Regions from separate parts of the Homo sapiens genome. Here region 2 is linked to region 1. Evidence: chromatin loops called from intact Hi-C (ENCODE). Cell type or tissue: PC-3. All regions are shown on one strand. Links, peaks and the distances in the headings refer to the core of each region. The heading gives the core; the rest is flanking DNA. Region 1 has its middle 12 kb from the start of DNAH5. Region 2 overlaps LOC105374660 (a long non-coding RNA gene).

What was found. A loop is a pair of places that touch in the nucleus more often than their neighbours do. Peaks named below come from ENCODE experiments on the same cell type or tissue, not always from the same donor. Only the 100,000 strongest peaks of a DNase experiment are listed, where the experiment ranks them.
Region 2: a loop joins it to region 1, with 5 times the contacts of the local background. A loop is called at or near these places in 2 of 110 quality-filtered maps.

What each region holds. Positions count from the first base shown.
Region 1 is chr5:13,953,160-13,961,159 of GRCh38, forward strand. It overlaps a transcript of DNAH5 not described here. Among named protein-coding and RNA genes, the nearest start is that of DNAH5, 12 kb to the left of the region's middle. In PC-3, for the core only: a CTCF peak has its summit at 4,105 (motif pointing left); a DNase peak (open chromatin) is centred at 4,102.
Region 2 is chr5:13,490,580-13,500,065 of GRCh38, forward strand. All of the region lies in intron 4 of LOC105374660 (a long non-coding RNA gene), which reads right to left. Among named protein-coding and RNA genes, the nearest start is that of DNAH5-AS1, 370 kb to the right of the region's middle. In PC-3, for the core only: a CTCF peak has its summit at 4,312; a DNase peak (open chromatin) is centred at 7,912; H3K27ac peaks cover 3,040 bases.

The sequences.
Region 1 (8,000 bases), core at 1-8,000:
ATCAAATGTCCCTTCAGAGTTTTCTTGAGGATGGGTTTCAACACTTCTCACTAAAACCAACATCACAACTTCTTGACGGAGCAGAGGTGAAATGACACCCAATTAAAGTGAATGTGTATATATATATATACATTTCTATCATAAATACATTTGACAATAGCTTTAGAATGTAATACCTTGTTCCTGCTTCCAAAAGAATTGTCAGCTTCCTGATTTTCCATCTATCATGAACTCTTCTACTAGAAACAGTTAACATTGGGCCTTATATTCAAATGTAGCCCCTGGGTGGGTTCAAACATTCAAATGAAATGGCACAATTAACTACATAAATCAACAGTCATTGATTGAAGTAAATTCCAAGTTGGGGACATAAAGGACCTTGCTATGAAAACATAAAGAACAAGATAAGGCAAGAATTTTGAAAATATAGCCCTTACTTGGTGATTCAGCATTTGCAATGGAATTAATCTGAACAATTACTTTCTTTTGATTGTTTTAACTTTCAAATATTATATCATTCAAAATGTGGGATGCTTCTTGTTTTGTTTTATTTTTGGTTTTGTTTTGAGATGGGGTCTTGCTCTGTCACCCAGGCTAGAGTGCAATGGCGCGATCTCGGCTTGATGCAACCTCTGCCTCCCAGGTTCAAGTGATTCTCCTGCCTCAGCCTCCCAAGCAGCTAGGATTACAGGCGCCTGCCACCACGTCCAGCTAATTTTTGTATTTTTGGTAGAGACGAGGTTTCACCATGTTGGTCAGGCTGGTCTTGAACTCCTGACCTCATGTGATCCACCCACCTCGGCCTCCCAAAGTGCTGGGATTACAGGTATGAGCTGCCACGCCCGGCCAGTTCCTGTTTTAATAGAAACAAAAGACAGTAAAGACCCTAAAGGTCAAACCTGGTGGTAAAATATTTTTTCTACATGGTAAGAAAAGTAAGTCCATATTTTAGGTGTGATTTAAGAGGAAATGTTACATATTTTAAGAAAATACTTTAGTGTACTCATTCATCTCACCAAAGGCAATCAAAACATATTTATTAAGCTTCCCTGATATACCCTGCACGATGTTATTCAACTATAAAACACTTCCTTCCCAGAAAGAGCTTATAATCCATTAAAGGAGATAAAACTAACTAAGTGAAATAATAAAGTACTAAATTATAAGACCTTATGAAGGTTGCAGGAATCCAGGGTGCTATACCAAGCTCATGAGTCGACACGTGGAAAATATACCCTTTTATATGCAATAAGGTTTACAGGATAAGGAAAGAACTTTTCATAAAACTCAGTTTTGAAGTTGGTCTAAATCACTTTAGTGAAGGAGGAGCAATTGCATGTCTAAAAATTAGAAGGAAAAATGTAAAAGCTTAAATAAAGTCTGCAAGCTCTTCCTTTTGTAATAGAAGAAAATAAAGGAAAACATGTTCCTGAGAGAGGTGTTCCGAAAGTGAGCGAGAGCAGGCCAGGGAAAGTCATTTCTCTCTGCTTCTCCACTTTCTTCCTCCCCCTTTCCCAAAGTAGAGGGTTAACACTCGAATCTGTTCCAACAGAAAATTCCAGAAGGAAGGCAGTGTTTCCCCGTTGCCCATTAAACTGCCCCAGCGTTGATCTCGCTGCTACTTTTTGAGTGAGGCCTGTTCTGCCTTCCACATTGGGACATCTCTGACTCTTTCTCTTTTAACCTCCCTGGCTGCTTTCTATCTCCCTTCTTTCTGACCCTGAAGCCTAAAGGAAAATCATCTCAGCCAGTTCTCACACGTTCACTCTCACTCATCACCAATTTTCTTGCCATTCTGTGCTTCATTTTGAAACAACTTAGGACCACACAATCAACGCGAAGTCAAAGGCAGACTGATATGGTTTGGCTCTCTGTCCCCACCCAAATCTCATGTGGAACTGTAATCCCCACGTATTGAAGGTGGAGGCTGGTGGGAGGTGACTGGCTCATGGGATAATTTCTAATGGTTTAGCACCGTCCCCCAACTGCTGTCTCGCGATTGAGGTCTCACAAGAACTGGTTGTTTAAAAGTGTGTGGCACTTCCCCCCTCACTCTCTCTCTCTCCTGCCACCACGGTGAGATGTGCTTGCTTCCTCTTTGCCTTCTGCCATGATTGTAAGTTTCCTGAGGCCTCCCCAACCGTGCTTCCTGTTAAGCCTGTGGAAACATGAATCAATTAAACCTCTTTTCTTCATGAATTACCCAGTCTCAGGTATGTCTTTATAGCAATGTGAAAACAGACTAATACACCAAGAGAACTCAGCATCCTCAGTGGGTTTCACTGCCAAACAAAGAATGGAAGAAAACAGGGTGTGTCCAGCTCATTACATAATAATAACAAATGTAAAGAAACAAAAATTGGAGGGGTTAATTCACTGAGTGATGTAGAGCAGTAAGAGAAAATCTATTGCTTTTTTAATCCAGGAAATACACAAAGTTGAAAACAGCAGTCTCCTAGGAGAAAATGTGAGGCAAATATGACTAAAAGAACTAAGGCTGAAGGCAATTTTTCTCCAAACTGTTATCCTCATTTGGGAATTACTTTTTTCTCTTTAAGAAAAAAAAGAAAATTAATAAAATGGAAAACATTTTAAATCACAAAAGTTTGTCCTACGGAAGGTTTTCAAAATAGTAAACAATCTAATTAGAGTTTATATTTCCCTAATTAGTTCTATTTAACTCTGGTAGAGATTAAACCTTTTTAAAATCAGTTCAAAACTCTTATTTCAATATTAAATTTTACTCTAATATACAGGAGAAAAGCAAGACATGAGGGGAGGGAAAGTCCTTGCCAAGAGCGTGCAACAATGAAGAAAAACAGAACAAGAATCTCCTACCTTCCCTGCAAACCACCACCGCTGTCCACGCTCACCAGTGGGGTGGTACATGCTCTTCCCTAAATGCACTTTCATAGGGTCTGACACACACTTCATTCCATCTCTGCTGGTCACTGTCCCATTCACGTGTCAAGAATCTGTTCCCATGGCCCTTCCTCTATAGCATTCTTCCCGAATCTTATGATTCCCTTCTCTGAAATTCTACAGCTCATTCCTTGAATCTAATCATTTTCATACTAAATAATAATTACATTTTAGAAATAAACTTTATGCTGGGATATTTTTTAAAATAAAGACTATGAATACTGTGACTAGCACAATATCTGCCATATAACAGGTGCTCATTAAATATATGTTGAATGGTAATTTTTAAACATCATCTATACTGTGTATAGTCATCAACCAAAACTATTTTCTCTCATTAAGTAATACCTCTATTCTGTTTTTATCCCCTTGAAGGTGTCCTTTTTCATGCCATTGTTGTTCTCATTTTTGTTATTGTCTTTTATCTTTGTTAACTTGTTGCTATAGATAGTGAGTTATTTGAGGATATGCAGTAAAAGAACTCATAAGTAAGTGTAAAAGGCAAATCCCAGCCCCTCCTTTGAGTGTCACTCTGCCCATGCGTGCCCCTAGTTAGACAGAAGAGAGAAACTGCTTATCCTGCACTTCTACGTTCCTCTATTAGCAGAGACCGAAGTGTGAGGTTTACAGCATGATTCAACTGCCACATTTTTTCCTGCATAGCAGGTGCTCTTTTTTATTATCATTTTATTGAGTGATTATCAAATGGGATAGAATTGCACACTGAAATTTCATGAACTGAATTATTCATAAAAGTGAATTTCAGTATACTGAGCATCAACTTACCATGGCTCAGCTAAGGTTCACAAATATTTTCCTTACAGAGAATTGTTGTTGCAATTTTATTTGTAGTGCAGGGATGTCAAATTGGCAAAGTTCTACTATTAGTAATGGATCTACAGTCCATGAAAACAACACTGTACCTCAATCAACAGACAGGTTTATCTAGCTTTTTTCTTTTTAAGAAGAAATCCTCAGATTCTGGTTACAAGATTTACAGCATTTCAATCTCATGCCCTATAAAACCTTATGTTCAGAGGTTAATAAAATGAGATTAATCCAGAGATACTGCATGTTGAATTCTTTTCTCCCTTCAAGCACAATATGCTAAACAAAGCACAGTCTACACTACAGAAGGAGAGACTCTGGAAACAGCTGACTACTAGTGGAGGTTAGCTGCCATCCAGTGGCTGAAAGTATAACTCACCCATTAACCATTAGCTTGAAGAGCTAAGGAAATACAAAACAGACCCATGTCTCATGAGTACATCAAAGGTTATCAATTATTTACACTTATTGTCTCATATTTACAAAGAAGACAGAACAGTGGGAAAGTTACTGAATGCTTTAATGAAAGAGAAGCCAGTCTTCTCTTTTTCAATTCTAACCCACAAGAAACTTGTCTTTATGTTCTGATGATTTCCCTTTCAAAAATTTCCAATTTAGACATTTTCTCTATCTATATCATATGGCCCAAGTTAAATAATAAAATAATTATAAATAATAAAATATATCTTACTGTGTGGAAGATGGTACATTGAAGAGGCAAAAACTTTTATCTCAATCTTTAAAGAGGAAAATATGTAAATATATCCATATAGTAATCCCAATATTGATAGTTACATAGTGAACTCTTTGAGTTGATTTTGATCATTTCCTCTCATTTAAAATGTAACATCATCTTTTCTTTAAGATCATTAACTGCTTTTAAGTAATTCCAATACCTGTATTTTTAAATATACTTTATTATTATGAAAATAATAAAAATTGATTGGAAAATAGAAAAAATCACCATAATATGAACACTATTAACATATATTCTTCTACTCCATGAGCAATAAATATTCTAGCTCCCGTTTTCTTAAAAATAAAATACACACATGTATATGTATATATGTATATATACCTTTATTTTTAGTTTAAAATGTATCATGTACACATTCTCATATTATTGAATATTCTTCAAAATATGATCTAACGATTGCATAGCATATCAATTACATAGGCCTTGATTTATTTAGCCAATTTTTTTTTTACTTTTAGATTGGTTCCAATTTTTCACTATTATAAATAACAGTATAATGGATATCCCTGCATACAAATCCTTGGTATAAATCTCTATTTATTAATTTCAATAAATTATTATAAAATTCATCTCTCCAAAATTATACTCTTTGATTTCCATGAGAAATTTAATGTAATTTTGTTCATCTTTACAAATATGGTAGATGAGAAATGGTAAGTTGCTGTTATCTTCTTGCAAGTTTAATTTGCAAATCTTTGACAAGTGAAGCTGAACATGTTAAAATTATTTACTGGGTATTTGTGTTTTGTTTTGTTTTTATTTTTGTAAATTGCCTGTTCATGTCCCTTCCTATTTTTCTTCTGATAATTTTCTTTCCATTGATTTTATTTTTAAGACTGGATAAAGATAACAGCACACATCCAGAAAAAGGAATAGGTGCCTCAATATTACTCTTACATAGAGTAGAATTAAAGACAAAGGCATTAAAGATTTGGACCAAGACAGCCATTTTATTTTCGTAAAAAGTAAAATTAACTATGAATATATAGTAGCTATGTGCCAAAAACCAGTACTAAAATAAAATAAGCAAAATCTGTTAGAACTACAGGTAACATTAACAAAAACGATAGTTAAAGGATGTTCTAATAGAATGTTTTAACAGGAATATACTAAACCTTAAAATCTCCCCCAAATTATTATCTTACAGTGCCATAGATAGTTAACAAAATTAATCATTAGAACACACAAAACCTTAATGCATTTTAAAGAGAAGTCACACAAATCACAAGCTCCTACAATGTTATGTCAGAAATTAATCATGAAGGAATTTTATGTTTCTCAACAGCCTTTTTGTTGTTGTTGTTGTTGTTGAGATGGAGTCTCCATCTGTCACCCAGGCTGGAGTGCAGTGGTGCGATCTTGGCTCACTGCAACCTCCGCCTCTCAGGTTCAAGCAATTCTCCTGCCTCAGCTAGAATTACAGGCATGTGCCACCACGCCCAGCTAATGTTTGTATTTTTATTAGAGACGGGGTTTCACCATGTTGGTCAGGCTGGTCTCAAACTCCTAACCTCCAGTGGTCAGCCCGCCTCAGCCTCCCAAAATGCTGGGATTATAGGCATGAGCCTCTGTGCCTGGTTCTCAATGGCTTTTAATTTTAGAAAGAGTTGAGTCCTCGCAGAACTCCAAACTGCAGATACAGGCCATTTTGAATATAATGAATCCCACTGAAGACTCAAGAAGACTGATAGAGAGGGAAGAGGCAGACAAGTGTGGATTCTCTCTGTCTTCGAGAATGCCAGGTGGTGAAGGTTGGGGAGAGGTGCCCCTCATCAGGCCAACTTGGCCAAACCAGCCCCAAGTCAGAACCAGGCTTCACATCTTCATGCCATGAGTGCAGGTCCCTTTTCGGACCAGCCCAGCGCCCAGGACAGTGGGGTCCTTGAGAAAAGGATTGGGGCCACCAAGGCAGAGAAAAGGTGGGACCTGGAGGTGGTTTTACCCCCGTGGGTCTCCCTCTTCATTCCTTACCCCAAGTCCTCTCCCTGGAATTCTGTGTGAGTTCTATCAAGATTCCTCAGCTGGGTGTGGTGGCTCACACCTGTAATCCCAGCACTTTGGAAGGCTGAGGCAGGCAGATCACCTGAGGTCAGGAATTTGAGACCAGCCTGACCAACATGGTGAAACCCCGTCTCTACTAAAAATACAAAATTAGCCAGGCGTGGTGACACATGCCTGTGATCCCAGCCACTCGGGAGGCTGAGGCAGGAGATTCTCTTGAACCCGGGAGGGTGGAGGTTGCAGTGAGCCGAGATTGCGCCATTGCACTCCAGCCTGGGCAACAAGAGCTAAACTCCATCTCAAAAAAAAAGATTCCTCATGACTGAGTCCAGGAAAAACACCCCCAGAACTGGACTCACTCCCAGCTACAGTCAAAATGCAAAGACAAGAATAGAAAAGGAGTGTTCTGCTTCCCTACGGCATGAGGGGAACGCTTTTATCTTCAAAAAAAAAAAAAAATCCAAATCTTTAGTTTTTGATTTAGCATGCTGCAAAAGTTCTTTCAATCCCAGGAGATTTAAAAAAAATTGTTGAGTTAGGTTACTCTGGTGGAGCAAATGCAAGAAGCAAGGTGAGGAGAAACGAGGTGGACCGTACTGTGTTACAGTGAATGTGAGGAGGTGCACAGATGAGTGAACCCCAACACTGGAGGGGTGAACACTAGGCACTGATGGGCTCACATCGTCATCATCTTGCTGGGGTATGATTGAAACTAATATCCCTTTTTCAGAATTCCTAACTCTCTGGGTTGGCAAACTATGGCTCATGTGCAAAAACTGGCCCATTGTCTATTTTTGTAAGCAAAATGTGATTGGAACACAGACGTATTTATTCATTTCTGTATTGCCCATGGCTGCGTTCATGCTACAATGGCAGACTTGAGCAGTTACAACTGAGAGCTGCAAAGTCTGTAATATTTATTTATCTGGTCCTGTACAGAAAAATTCGCTGGCCTCTGGTCTAAACCAACATCACACACAACTTGGCTGTGCCTCTCTTCTTACGTCAGCATAGGGGAACCCCTGGCCAAGGCACAGCCCGGCTCCATGCTCACCTCCCTGGGAGTCCCTCAGTATCCCTCCTCCCACACCCACCCTCTCCCCGTGGCTACTCCACACGCACCATGCCTCACTTACTCATCACAACCAGCCTCATGCTCAGCACATAGGTGCCCACGTGTGCCCACTTCCATGGGGTCATCTTTTTGATATCGAGTATTGTGAGATGGGATTGGGCTTAGTTCCACAAGAAGAGAGAAGAACTGGAAAAGGCTGCAATAGCTTCCTATCATTCCCCCTACCTTCTTCAGTATCCTGAAAGCCTCTGAAATCTCCACTCTTTCCCCAACCTCCAAGGGAGGAAAGAAATTGGAATGAGTTTCCCCAGGCCCAGTTCTGCTGTGGGCAGATTTCTTTGAGTCAGGAAAGGCAGGTAAGGAAGAAGCTTCTTTGCTGAATAAGTTTTTCTATACCTCCCTCCCTTGACCACTTTC
Region 2 (9,486 bases), core at 565-8,564, 460 kb before region 1:
ACTGCTTTGGACAGTATGGCCATTTTAATTATATCAATTCTTCCTATCCATGAGTATGAAATGTTTTTCCATTTGTTTGTGTAATCTGTAACTTCTTTCAGCAGTGTTTTGTAATTATCGTTGTAGAGGTCTTCTCCCTGTTTAGCTGTATTTCTAGTTATTGTATTCTTTTTGTGGCTATTATGAATGAGATTGCATTCATGATTTGGCTCTCAGCTTGGATGTTGTTGATGTATAAAAATGCTGATTTTTGTACATTGATTTTGTATTCTGAAAGTTTTCTAAAGTTGTTTATCAGATCTAGGAGCTTTTGGGCAGAGACTATGGGGTTTTCTAGGTACAGAATAATATCATTTGTGAAGAGAGACAGTTTTTCTCTCGTTTTTCTACTTCTTCCAGGTGTAATCTTAGATTGTTAATTTGAGATGTTTCTGATTTTTTGATGTTGGCGCTTAGTGCTATAAACTTCCATCTTAACACTGCTTTAATTGCGCCCCAGAGATTCTAGTATGTTATATGTTTGTTTTCAACAGTTTCCAAGAATTTCTTGACTTCTGCCTTAATTTCATTGTTTAACCAAAAGTCATTCAGGAGCAGGTTGTTTAATTTCTATGTAATTGTATGGTTTTGAGATATCTTCTTGGTATTGATATCTATTTTTACTGCACTGTAGTCTGAGAGTGTGGCTGTTATAATTTTAGTTTTGTGAATTCATGGAGAATTGATTGAGGGCCAAACATATGTTTTATGTTAGAGTATGTGCCATGTGCAAATAAGAGGAATGTATATTCTGTTGGGTGTAGTGTCCTGTATCTCCATGTCTATTAGGTCCATTTGGTCAAGTGTTGAGTTTAGGTCATGAATATCTTTGTTAGCTTTGTGCCTCAATGATTTATCCAATATCCTCTGTGGGGTGTTGAAGTTTCCCACTATTATTGTATGGTACTCTAAGCCTCTTTGTAGGTGCCTAAGAAATTGTCTTATGAATCTCAGTGCTCCAGTGTTGGGTGCATATATATATTTAGGATAGTTAAGTCTTCTTGTTGAATTGAACCCTTTATCTTTATGTAACGCACTTCTTTGTCCTTTTGTATCATTGTTGGTGTAAGGTCTGTTTTGTCTGAAATAAAGATAGCAACTTCTGCTCTTTTTTGTTTTTAATTTGTTTAATAGATTTTTCTCATCCTTTTACTTTGAGCCTATGTGTGTCATTACATTTGAGATGGGTCTGTTGTACAGAGCATACAGTTGTGTTTTGCTTTTTTATCAAACTTATTATTTTGTGCCTCTTAAAGTGGGGCATTTAGCCCATGTACATTCAAGATTAATATTGATATGTGTGGATTTGGTCCTGTCCTTGCATTGTTAGCTCATTGTTACATAGACTTGATTATGTAGAGTTTTACAATGTCTATGGTCTATGTACTTAAGTGTGTTTTTGTGGTGGCTGTTAACAGTCTTTAGTTTCCGGCCAGGCATGGTGGCTCATGCCTGTAATCCCAGCACTTTGCGGGGCCAAGACAGGTGGATCACGAGGTCAGGAGATCAAGACCATCCTGGCTAACACGGTGAAACCCTGTCTGTACTAAAAATACAAAAAATTAGCCAGGCATGGTGGCAGGCGCCTGTAGTCCCAGCTACTCGGGAGGCTGAGGCAGGAGAATGGCGTGAACCTGGGAGGCGGAGCTTGCAGCGAGCCAAGATTGTGCCATTGCACTCCTGCCTGGGGACAGAGTGAGACTCCATCTCAAAAAAAGTTTCTATGTTTAGCACTCCTTTAAGGACCTCATGTAAGGGAGGTCTGGTGGTAACAAATTCTCTTAGCATTTGCTTCTCTGAAAATAATGTTATTTCTCCTTCCCTTATGAAACTCAGTTTGGCCGGATATAAAATTCTCAGTTGGCATTCCTTTTCTTTAAAAATGCTGAATATAGGCCACCAATCTCTTTTGGTATATAGAGTTTCTGTCGAAAGGTCTGCTATTAGCATAATGGGCTTATCTTTGTAGGTGACCTGCCCTTTCTCTCTATCTGTCTTTAATATTTTTCTTTCACATTGACTTTGGAGAATATGATGACTACGTGTATTGGGGATGGTCATCTTGGATAGTATCTCACAGGAGTTCTCTGAATTTCCTGAATTTGAATGTTCACCTCTCTAGCAAGGTTAGGGAAATTTTCATGGATGATATTCTCAAATATGTTTTCAAGGTTGCTCACTCTCTCTCTTTCAGAGATGCCAATGAATCGTAGGTTTGGGTATCTTTACATAATCCCATATTTATTGTAGGTTTTCTTCATTCTGTTTTATTCTTTCTTCTTTATTTTTGTCTGACCGAGTTGATTTGAAGAACCAATCTTCGAGCTCTGAAGTTCTTTCCTTAGCTTGGTCTATTCTACTGTTAATATTTGAGACAGTACGAGGAAAGACTTCTAGTAACTTTTTAATCTCTATCAGATTAGGCTGGTTCTTTACTACTGTTAATACTTGAGACAGTATGAAGAAAGACTTCTCGTAACTTTTTCATCTCTATCAGATCAGGCTGGTTCTTTCTCAAAATGACTGTTTTGTCTTTCAGCCCTCGTAAAGTTTTACTGGATTCCTTAGATTCTTTGGATTCAGTTTCAACTTTCTCCTGGATCTTGATGATCATTGCCATCCAGGTTCTGAATTCTTGTTTCTGTTATTTCAGCCATTTCAACCTGGTTAAGAACCATTGCTGGAGAGCTAGTGTAGTTGTTTGGAAGTAAAAAGACATTCTGACTTTTTAAGTTGCCGGAGTTCTTATACTGGTTCTTTCTCATCTGTGTGGACTGATGTTTCATTAATCTTTGTAGTTGCTGTTCTTTGGATGGAGCTTTTCACTTTTATATTCTTTGATACCCTTCAGAGTTTGACTGTGGCATAATTTGGGTTCAGTCAACTGGCTTCACTCTGGATAATTTCAGGGAGCCAAGTCTCAGCTCAGCACTCCTGGGCTGTATGCTCTAACCCTGAAGGGTTGGGACTAGGCCCATGGATTTGTCCTTTGGTCCCTCAAGGTTAAGCACCTATTGTGCTGGTGGGGCTGAGGTGTTCCCAGTCCTCTGGTAACAACAATCCAATTGGAGATGCCAGCAAAAGCGCTTCATCAGGGCAGTAAAGTTCAAGCATACATGCTTGTGCTGGCAGCAGCTGGGAGACATTAGTTCCATGCACATGTTTGCAGGCTGGCAAAGCAGTGAGGAGAGGCTGTGGGTAACACTGTGCTGGTGGGGATCCATCTGCAGAAGCACTCCAACAGTTAGATGGGTTTTGCCAGTGAAGGAGCTATTGTAGTGCCCAGTTGGGCATCGGAGCTGTGTTGCAAGTGGGCGGGGCCAGGCAGGGACCCCAGGAGAGGCTGGCAGACAGAGGATGCTCAGATCAGACTGGTCTTGTCCCTTGGGAAAGACAGCCCTGCTTTGTGCAGGTCTGACAGTCAAGAAAAGCCAAAGCCACATGGCTTTGGAACATGGTGAGCCTTAGGGAATGCGTGTCTTTGGCTGTGCCCCACTACAGCTATTCACATGCCAGACCCTCTGGGCTCTATACAGGCTGGAGTCCTGTCTCTGCCAGCTCTCCTTGCAGATCTCGCCACTAGCTCAAATCTCTGTGGAGTCACGAGGTCTCTTGCAGCTAGGATTCTGGGGGTCTATGGCAAGAGTGGGCCACTCCATGACCATTCCGCCCACTCCTTCCCCTGGAGTTACTCAGGGCCAGGAACAAGTTCTGGTGCTCAGCCACCTTATTTATGCAGGGTTCCCAGACTCCACTTCCTTCAGTCCAGGATCTGCATCCTCCATCTGTCCACTCTCAATGTCTTCCTCCTGAAGACGTGCTTGGAGTGCACAGGTCTTTTTGACAGTCTGGTCTCAGTGAGAGAAACTCTTCCCTGATGAATCAGGTCAGCCATCTTGGTCCCAACCCCACGATTTCTATCTTAAGGCTGATTAGTATTCCATTTTGAATATACACCACATTTTCTGTATCAATTTATCTGTTGATGGACACTTAGATTGATTCTGTATCTTGGCTATTGTGAATAAATATGGGAGTGCAGATACCTTCTCAACATACTGATTTTATATGATTTGGGTGCATACCCAGTAGTAAGATTGCTGGACCATATGGTAGTTCTATTTTTATTTTGTTAAGAAAATTTCATACTGTTTTTCATAATGGTTATATTAATTTACCTTCCCACCAACTTGTGCAAAAGTGACTTTTTCTCCACATCTTTGTCAACATTTGTCTTTCCTTTTTTAGATAGTAATCATTCCAACAGGTGTCAGTGTCAGTTGGTATATTATTGCAGTTTTATTTGCATTTCTCTGATGACTAATGATTTTGAGCAGTTTTTCATATACCTGTCAGACATTTGCATGTCTTCTTTGAAAAATAGCTATTTAGGCCCTTTGCCCGTTTTTTAATTGTGTTACTTTATATCAGTCTGTTTTCATGCTGCTGATAAAGACACACCCAAGACTGGGAAGACAAAGAGGTTTCATTGGACTTACAGCTCCACATGGCTGGGGAAGTCTCAGAATCATGGTGGGAGGGGAAAGGCACTTTTTAAATCGCATTGCGGCAGCAAGAGAAAATAAGGAAGAAGTAAAAGCAGAAACCCCTGATAAACCCATCAGATCTCATAAGACTTAGTCACTATCATGAGAATAGTACAAGCAAGACTGGCCCCCCTGGTTTAATTACCTGCCCTTGGGTACCTCCCACAACACATGGGAATTCTGGTACAATTCAAGTTGAGATTTGAATGGGGACACAGCCAAACCATATCATTCTGCCCCTGCGGATTTTGAGTTGTTTGAGTCCCTCATATATTTTAGATATTAACTCTTTATCAGATGTATGTCTTGCAAATATATTCTTCCATTCCATGGGTTGTCTTTGCAAGCTGTTGTTTTCTCTGCTGTGCAGAAGCTTTTTAGTTTAATGCAATCCTATTTGCCTATTTTCACTTTTGTTGCCTATGCTTTTGGGGTCTTAGCCAAGAAATCATTGCCCAAACCAATGTCCTGGAACTCTCTCCTTATGTTTTCCTCTAGTGATTTTACAGTATTGGGTCTTATATTTAAGTCTTCAATCTACTTTGGGTTGATTTTTCACATAGAGTGAAATAATGGTTTAATCTCATTCTTCTGCATGTGGATATCCAGTTTTCCCAGCATAATTTAATAAACTGTTTTTTCTGCCATTGTGTGTTCTTGGTAACTTTGTCAAAGATCAATTGATTGTAAATGTGTGGACCTTTTTCTGAGCTCTCCATTCTCTATCCCATTGGACTGTGTGTCTGTTTTTATGCCACTGTTTTAATTACTATAGCTATGTAGTAGATGTTGAAATCAGGTAGTATGATTCCTCTGGCTTTGTACTTTTTGTTCATGATGGCTTTGGTCATTCAGGGTCTTATGCGGTTTCATACAAATTTTAGAATTATTGTTTCTATTTCTGAAAAATGTCATTGGAATTTTCATAGAAATTGCATTGAATCTGTGGATTGCTTTGGGTAGTATAAGTGTTTTAACAATACCAATTCTTCCAATCCATGAACACAAGATATCTTTCCATTTATTTATGTCCTCTTTAACTTTTTTCATTAGTATTTCATAGTTTTCAGTATACAATTTTTCAACTCCTTGCTTAAATTTATTTGTAAGTTGATTGTTGGTTTTTGTTGTTGTTTTGTAGCTACTGTGAAGGGTATTGTTTCCTTTATTTCCTTTATGGATAACTCATTGTGTAGAGAAATATGAAAAATTTTTATGTTGGTTTTGAATCCTGCAACTTTACTGCATTCATTTATTAGTTGTAATAGTTTCCTGTGGAGTCTTTATGGTTTTCTATTTATAAGAGTATGTCATTTGCAAACAGAAAAACAACTTACTTTCTTCTTTCCAATTTAGATGCCTTTTATTTCCTTCTTTTACCTAATTGCTTCAGCTAGGGCTTCCAGTATTATGTTAAATAGAAGTGGTAAAAGTGGACATCCTTATCTTGTTTTTGATCTTAAAGGAAAAGCTTTCAACTTTTTACTGTTGAGTACGATGTTAGCTACAGGCTTGTCATATATGGCCTATATCGTGCTGAGCTAAATTCCTTCCATACCTAATTTCTTAAGAGTTTTTAGCATGAAAGATCTTGTGTTTTGTCAAATGCCTTTTCTGCCTCTGTGAGATGATTACATGGTTTTGTCCTTAATTTTGTTAATGTGGTGTATCACATTTATTGATTTGCATATGTTGAACTTGTCCTTGCATCCCAGGAATGAATTTCACTTGATAATTTTAAATGATCTTTTTAAGGTGTTGTTGAGCTCACTTCGCTAGTATTTTGTAAATAACTTTTGTATCTATATTCATTAGGAATATCAGCCTGCAATTTTTGTTTCTTTTGCTGTCTTTGCCTGGCTTTGGTATCAGGATAATGTTGTCCTCTTGAAACAAGTTTGGAAGTATTTCCTTCTCTTCAGTTTTTTGGAAGAGTTTGAGAAGAATTGCTTTCTTTAAGTATTTGGGATAATTCAGCAGTGAACCTATCAAGCCCTGGGCTTTTTCTTTGACGGAAGACCTTCTATTATTTTATTATTTTATTATTTTATTTTATTTTATTTTATTTTTTTGAGACGGAGTCTCGCTCTGTCGCCCAGGTTGGAGTGCAGTGGCGCGATCTTGGCTCACTGCAAGCTCCGCCTCCTGGGTTCGCGCCATTCCTGCCTCAGCCTCCGAGTAGCTGGGACTACAGGCGCCCACTATGGCGCCTGGCTAATTTTTTTGGAAGACATTTTATTATTAATTCTGTCTCCTTACTCATTATTAGTCTGTTCAGATGTCTATTTATTTATGATTTAGTCTTGTTAAGTAGCATGTGTCTAAAAAGGTATCTCTATTCCTTCTAGGTTATACAATGTATTAGTGTATAACTGTTCATAGTAGCCTCGTGATCTTTTGTGCTTCCATGGTATCAGTTATAATGTTTCCTCTTTTATTTCTGATTTTATTTATTTGAGTCTTCCCTTTCTTCTTAATCTAGCTGAGGATTTGTTCATTGTGTTTCTCTCAAAAAAAACCAGCTTTTACTTGTGTTGATCTTTTCTATTGATTTTCTAGTCTCTATTACATTTATTTCTGCTCCAATCTTTATTATTTCCTTCTATTAATTTTGGACTTAGTTTGTTATTCCTCTTCTAGTTCATTGAGATATAGTACTAGATTGTTTATTTGGTATTTTTCTTCTGTTTTGATGTAGGGGTTCATTGCTATAAGCTTCCCTCTTAGAAATGCTTTTGCTGGGTCCCATAAGTTTTGTTATGTTATGTTTCCATTTTCATTTATCTAAAGATACTTTTAATCTACCTTTGATTTTTGTCTTTGACTTGTTAAAATAAAGATAATAAGTCTGATGGAATGGACTCTTTGTGGTCATAAGATAACAAATTGTAAATAAGACCTAAGGCTATGCCAAGCAAAGGTTGTTACAAACCCTTACATTTAAAGAATAAACTGTGTTCTAACTGCCATAAGACTTTTTCTTTTTCTCTAGCAGCTAAGCAAGCAATGGCCTCAAGATAAACAGTACAAAATAATTGCCACTCATTGATCACCAGATACGACTGACCAATCCCATTCAATTTCACAAGTTATAACTACAGCCTTGATTGGACAAGAAACTGATTTTAGTAACTTTCTCCTGCAAAAACACCACAGAAAGTTTTGGCCAGCAGCCAAAGTCTGCACATAGACTTTTCTTATGTCCTGCAAAAGACCTCCTGAGGTAAAAGCCAAATTCCACCTATTTTATTGTTAAAACTCCACCCCAAAGTGAACATGGCTTTTATGTATGTTTCCTAAATGTTTTCTCACTATGCAAATATTTGCTCACCTTTATAAATATTCCTAAACTCCCCACTCCTAGCTGACTATGTGTACTAAGCAAATCTTGCAAGGCATAAAGTTCAGATTTTCCCCCATTTTTGGTGGAGCATATACTCTTGGTTTCTCCCAGGTCAAGTTATCCAGATTTGTGAATCATATTTTATTGAAAAATAAAGTTTCTCTTTGCCTCCTCTGTAGATCTCATGATATTTTTGATAACAGGCCCATTGATTCTTTGAGAACCTGTTGTTTAATTTCTACATAATTATGTATTTTCTGAAATTTCTTTTATTACTGATCTCTAGGTTTATACCATTGCATTCAGAAAAAGATATTTGATATTATTTACATCTTCTTAAATTTGTTAAAACTTGTTTTGTGACCTTACATATGATCTGTCATGGATTTTTCATTTAGCTGAATCTTATTTAATAACCAAATAAATGGTCGTGAGAAAGTTCTAAAATATGGTTTACCCTTTCCTGCTTTCTTAAATGGAGTTAGCAAGCATAATGGTAAATTATTCTTTTCTGCATCCACCCCTTGTCAGTATCCGCCACCACACTCAAGTTCCTGTGTACTCTAGCCAAATGGCTGTCTTAACTCTAGAGGATTTACCAAATGCTATGATTTTAATGTCCCCTCTAAATCTCATGTTGAAATTTAATTGCCATTGTTGCAGTATTAGGCAGTGGAGCCTTTAAGAGGTGATTAGGCCATGAGGGCTCCCCCCGCCCATGGGTAGGTTTAATTCCTCTAAAAGGGAGGCTTTGGGGAGTAGATTCTCTTTTGCCCTCATGCACTGTATTGGTCTGTTCTAACACTGCTATGAAGAAACACCCCAAACTGGATAAATTATAAAGTAAAGAGGTTTAATTGACTCACAGTTCAGCATGACTGGGAGGCCTCAGGAAACTTACAATCATGATGGAAGACAAAAAAGAAGCAGGCACATTCTTCACAGGGCAGCAGGACAGAGTGAGTGCGAGCAGAGGAAATGTCAGACGCTTATAAAATCATCAGATCTTGTGAGACTAACTCATTATCAGGAGAACAGCATGGGGGAAGCTGCACCCATGATTCAATTACCTCCACCTGGTCCTACCATTGACACTTGGGGATTATGGGAATTATAATTCAAGGTGAGATTTGGGTGGGGACACAGAGCCAAACCGTATCCCGCACCCTTGCCCTTTGGCCATGTTAGGACACAGCAAGCAGGTGCCAAGCAGGTGACAGCACCGTGTTCTTGGACTTTTCATCCTCCAAAACTATGAGCCAAATAAATCTCTATTGTTTATAAATTACCTAGTTTGTGGTATTCTGTTATATCAGCAGACTAGGAGAACAGACTAAGAGAAAACTAGTACTGAGTGTTGGGATTATTACAGTAACAGACACCTGAAAATGTGGAAAGACCTTCGGAACAGAGGCTGGAAGAGTTTGCAGGAGCAGACTAGAAAAAGCCTATATTGTTATAAATGGAGCATTAAGGGTGATTCAGATGAGGGCTCAGAAGAGGAGAGAGGTGTAGGAAGAGTCTGAACTTCTTAGAGATTACTTAAGTGGCATGGTC